Regions from separate parts of the Homo sapiens genome. Here region 1 is linked to region 2. A link is a contact called in ENCODE Hi-C or POLR2A ChIA-PET data. All regions are on one chromosome and are shown on one strand. Each heading gives the region's core, a stretch centred on a gene start or an enhancer-like site at or near the end of the contact. The rest is flanking DNA. Distances are from core to core; before and after follow the strand shown.

Region 1 (2,700 bases), core at 62-2,561, 42 kb after region 2:
GCAAGAACTATGCCTATTTGTAAGCCTAGTAACTGACAAGTAGGAACTCAGTAGTAGTACCCAGTTGGTAAATATCTGTCGAGAATGAATGAACGTGTGAATGAAATCAGCCAGGGTTCAAACCTTGATGCCATCACTAGATGTGAGATCTTTGACCAGTTACTTGTCCTCTCTAACCCTCAGTTACCTAAACGTTAAGACAGATCTAACCATACCAATCTCTCAGGATTAGCATTAGAATTAAAATGACATAATTGACTACAAAAAGTCTTTTATTAGCCTGTTGGTTAGAAACCTGAGTATTATTAGCTGTTTTTACTGCTATGGTATTTTCTTCCTTACCTTGTTGTCAACATTCGAATGTTTTCAGTTACTATTTAGCTTTGATAGGCTCTGTTGCTTTTTGGAAAACATAAATGTCACACATTGCCTTGTCTACATCCTCTTGCTTCTACTAGTACCTTCCATGATGCTAAAGCCTTCATTTCCTTTGAAAATTTCAGACACACTGATTTCCATGGGAACCTCGCATCTCTGAGTCCTCCTTGCACCCCGCAGTTTCCTTCCTGTCTCCTTTCTTTCCTTCTTCCATGCCTTGCATAGCCAGTTCTGTCCCGTGTTCTTTCCTCTGGCACAACTGGAGCAGTGCCTAGAAATAGGACATTGCATGTTTTTGTGTATTATTTCTGTAAATATTGTGTCTCCAGTAAAATTAAAAGGCCCAAATCTATTTTAGTAAATGCTCCTAAGCCTCTCTTTGAAATCCTATACTAGTGATAAAAGTCATTTTTTAATATTTCAAAATGCCCAAATATAATAAATCCCAGAAACTTTTTTAAACTGAATCCAAATTATTTTTTAAACTGGATTCTTTCTCCCACTTAAAAAAAATGAGATAGGCTTCATTCCTTTTTGAACACTTACAATTCAGTGTAGAGTATAACATACTTTTCTAAGTAAAATTATTTATACTTTAGAATGTGGACAATCTTTGGAATTTTTCTCTAAAATAATAACCAACCATGAATAAAAATCGCCTAAGTGTTGCATATTACCTAATATGCATATTAGCACTTGTCTGCTTTTACTAGCAACATATTGAAAACATATCGCACATCCATATTGTGCACATGAGGATGCACCCTTCCTCATCCTCATCCCTCATGGGGAATGTGCTTGGAGCCCCTCAGAAGCTGGCTTGCTGTGGCTGGCTTTTTGCCGCTTCAGAACACAGGCCCTAACAGCCTTGTTCTCCTGCCTCTGTCTGTCATAGAAATGAGGCACCTGCATAGCTTAGAGACCAGGCTTGGGCTGTTTGTCCAGCTGTGACATCTGACACTGTGGTTAGCTTGTTCGTTCTTGCGGCTGTTGTGTAGTCTTTGTAGATGAATGTTCTCTTCCCTAGAAGCAGGAGAGAACTGTCCAGCTGCTGGCATGACTCACACTTCTGTATGTGATAGCTTTGAATTACATTCACTGACTGAGTAATTTATTGGCTGTTGATTGCGTGTTAAAAGGGTGAGTAACAGTATTTTGAGTGAACTGGAGGCCTGCTTCTTTTTTAAAGACTTGAGCCAAGAATGACTTCACCTGCCTTCACACTTTTTTCTATAAAATACAAATATGATTTTCTTCACAGTTCAACAGATATTGAGTATCTCTAATATGTAATGCACTGTCCCTGCCTTCAAGGGGCTCACCATCTACCACTAGGGAGAAAGGAAAGAATGCCATAATGTAAGGCAGAATGTAAGAACCATTAGAAAGGTATTTTAATAATGTGGTTCAGAGGAGTGAGAGGTCAAGTTACAGGGGAGTCAGAAAAGGATACTTTGCCAGGCATGGTGGCTCATGCCTGTAATCCCAGCACTTTCAGAGGCTGAGGTGGGCTGATCGCATGAGTCCAGGAGTTCGAGACCAGCCTGGGCAACATGGTAAAACCCCATCTCTACCAAAAATACAAAAAAATCAGCTGGGCGTGTTGGCGCATCCCTCTGGTCTCTTCTACTTGGGAGGCTGAGGTGAGAGGATCCCTTGAGCCTAGGAGGCAGAGGTTGCAGTGAGCCGAGATCACACCACTGCACTCCAGCCTGAGTGATAGAGTGAGAGCCCATCTCAAAGAAAAGTAAAAGATAGTTTTCTTTTCTGAGGGGGATACTAGGGAAGACCCTGAAGGATGAGTAGGGTGCCTTCAGGAAGAGGGCACTTGAACATGTAGTAGAAGACATGAGCATGTAGTGCGGTTTACTTGGATCTGGAGGTATGTGGAGGGAAATACAGCTGGGAAGATAGTAGGGCATTGGAAGACTACATGCCATTCACAGAGTCTACATTGAATCTGGTATTTGGGAAGACCCACTGAAGGTTTATAAAGAGAACTTTGGGGATTTCAAACTAGTAGAGGTGTTAGAGTAGATTAGGGGGTGGAGGCCTGTTAGAGGGTTAGTGGCATTTGAGTGGGAACTCCAGTGGAGGTTATAGAACCAGAAAAAGGAGATTCAGTGTAAGAGAACAAAAGAGTTAGAAGCAGTAGGCCTTGGGAGGTGATGGAGTGGAAGGGGAAATCAAAGATAAATCCAAGGCTTTGAAGCTCAGTAACACAAAGAGGAGTGGTGCCATTAACAGAAAGAGGCTGGTTAGGATAGAACAGTCCACTCTGCCCAAAGCTCGTTTACCTGAACTGGTCTGCTGCCCGGTTTA
Region 2 (2,700 bases), core at 150-2,649:
TTGGTTTCCACCTTTGCCGCCATGTTTAGAAAGTCTTTCTCCAATTTAAGATTATGTTTTCTTTAGTACTTTTGTGAATTACTTCTTACTTTGAAATCTTTGTTCATTTCTAGAATTTATTTTGGTGGGTAGAATAGTTTAGAGATTCATCTTTTGTTCAAATGGTTAGCCAACTACTCAGTATCATTTATTAAATAATACAAAGTTTTGAAGTACTGAATTCTTACATATATTTGTGCCCGTTGCTGAGCTTTGCTTCTTTAACCTGTCTCTGATGCACACTGGTGCCAAACTTTTAATTATTGCCATTTCAGAATTTTAATATCTGGAGGGCAGGTCTTCACCACCATCCCCCGACATCATTGTTCTTTATCAAAATGTTTTTAGCTGATGTTGTATTCTCTCTTCCCTGCTGCAAAAGGAGTTTACTGTAGTATACACGTTTGAATGAGGCTGCCTTGGTCAGCCCACGTCTTAGCTCTTCGTCAGTATTTCTTTCTAGCTAGGCAGAAAGAGTAAAACTTCTGTGTAATACTAGTTCCCTGTTCCACCCAGGTTTTGTATTCACTTGCTTTTAGGTCTAGGACTGGAGAATGCAGTACATGCCAATAATTCTAGTCTTCTCTGATCTGTGAACATATACCTTCACTGACATTTGTGTAGTTACTTGGAGCCAAAAGGAAAATTGTCACTTAGCCAGATTTCACTCTCAACATTTCACGTCTCCTTCCACTACCTGACACCTGCTAGTACCTCCCAGTCACCCAATCTGATCTCCTAATCTCTGGCATCTGACCCAGCCTCCATCACTGCCTCCCTCAGGAATGTGTAGATGGCCTTCAGGCCATTTCGTCAGGCTCCCTCTTTCCCACCCTACCTGCCAGTCTATCCTTCGCCTGCCTGCCTTCCTTTCCGGGTGCCAGCACAAAGTTTGTGACCTCAGGTGCCTTTGTGCTCAGGCAGAATTAGGCACCTAGCAATTTACGAAACACTCATGGCTGGGTGCAGTGGCTGACGCCTGTAATTGCAACACTTTGGGAGGCCGAGGCAGGTGGATCACGAGGTCAGGAGTTCCAGACCAGCCTGAGCAACATGGTGAAACCCCGTCTCTACTAAAAATACAAAAATTAGCTGGGGGTAGAGGTGCGTGCCTATACTCCCAGCTACTCAGGAAGCCGAGGCAGGAGAAATCGCTTGAACCCGGGAGGCCGAGGTTGCAGTGACCTGAGATCGTGCCACTGCACTCCAGCCTGGGCAACAGAGCGAGACTCCGTCTCAAAAAAAGAAAAAAAAAAAAAGAAATACTTATTTAATTATGCTTACCTAGAAACATTGCAGCATCAACATAACTGGCTCCAGCCAGAAGAATGAGTACTTGTTTCCTGGCGGGAAGGATGCCAAGAAACCTATGCTTCGGAGTCTCTGTGGGCACAGAGCCTGTGTTTGAGGCAGATGGAATTTCATCCGTCGGAAATTTACCGTCATTGACTCTTTCCTAAACATACTTAGAGCTAACTGAAAAATGGTCACCTTTGCACTTTTGCACAAATCTCTATCAAAAGCCAGGGAGAACAGAAAATCTCTTTTACTACTTTTTTATTTTCCTTTTTTTTTGGAAACAGGGTCTTGCTCTGTCGCCCAGGCTGAAGTGAGATGGCGCCATTTTGGCTCACTGCAGCTGCCGCCTCCCGAGTCCTAGCGATCCACCTGCCTCGGCCTCCCAAGCAGCTGGGACTACAGGCTAAATTTTTTTTTTTGTAGACACGGGGTTTCACCACGTTGCCCAAGCTGGTCTGGAACTCTGGGCTCAAGCGATCCGCCCACCTCGGCCTCGCAGCGTACTAGGATTGCAGGGGTGAGCCACCATGCCTGGCCTACTTTTTCCTTTTACGTTTGCTGATTTTTGTCCCATCCTTCTTTTTGATTCTGCAACAAAAAAATTAAAATGTTAAATATTAAATATCTTTTGTAGAAGATACTTTATTAAAATTCTATTTCAGTGCTATCAAGTGGAAAAATAAATGCAAGTCACATTTATAATTGTAAATTTTCTAGTAGCCATATTAAAAATAGCTTTAAAAACCCAGGTGAAATTAATTTTAACATTTAAGCTAGTGTATTCAAAAGAATGTATCAGCGTGTAATCAATCTTAAAAAATATTGAGATGCCTTACATTCTTTTTTTTTTCCATTTGATATCTGATGTGTATTTTATACTTCCAGTACATCTCAATTTGGGCCAGCCACATCTCAAGTACTCAATAGCTACATATGAAATCACTTTACCTCCAAATTCTGAGTGATTTTACTAGTGACTTTATATTGGAAATAACCACATCTAGAAGTTCTTATCTAGGGATGCATGTTCAGAATCACCTGGAAGCTTTTTCTAAATATGCATTCCTGCCTGTACCCTCACTAGATCTGTTAAGGTAAAAATCTCTGCTCTGTGTGAGCCTGGGCATGTGTGTCTTGAGAAAGGTACATAGGTGATATTGACAAGTACATTTAATTAAAAACCACTAAGATGATCCAGCTTCTTCAGTCTACCTATGACTAAACACGTCCTGTGTGATCAAACAGCTTTCCCACAGAGAGTAATGATACAGACCTCAGTCTTCCATTCACAAATCTGGTGTCCTTTTTGCCTCATCATTTCTAACATATAGGATAAGAATGTAGACTAATATTATACACAGA

What was found. Hi-C counts contacts between places; a loop is a spot of excess contacts on that map. ChIA-PET counts read pairs that join two places held with the same protein, here RNA polymerase II (POLR2A). Pooled maps may share reads with other maps.
Region 1: a map of PC-9 shows a loop between it and region 2 (6-fold over the local background). The contact joins two enhancer-like sites. A Hi-C loop is called at or near these places in 11 of 168 maps with a recorded cell type or tissue (A673, B cell, Calu3 and 8 more), 13 of 37 single-sample maps with no recorded cell type and 11 of 50 pooled maps. POLR2A ChIA-PET finds 5 or more read pairs at or near these places in 4 of 52 experiments (MCF 10A, PC-9, Panc1 and 1 more).

Annotation. Positions count from the first base shown.
Region 1 is chr4:173,251,085-173,253,784 of GRCh38, forward strand. All of the region lies in intron 2 of GALNT7 (polypeptide N-acetylgalactosaminyltransferase 7), which reads left to right. Among named protein-coding and RNA genes, the nearest start is that of MIR548T, 16 kb to the right of the region's middle. Within about 2 kb of position 1,312, at least 6 of the 41 ENCODE cell types and tissues checked have a DNase peak (open chromatin) inside an H3K27ac peak, as active enhancers do.
Region 2 is chr4:173,208,857-173,211,556 of GRCh38, forward strand. The region is part of intron 1 of GALNT7 (polypeptide N-acetylgalactosaminyltransferase 7); the gene reads left to right. Among named protein-coding and RNA genes, the nearest start is that of GALNT7-DT, 41 kb to the left of the region's middle. Within about 2 kb of position 1,400, at least 7 of the 41 ENCODE cell types and tissues checked have a DNase peak (open chromatin) inside an H3K27ac peak, as active enhancers do.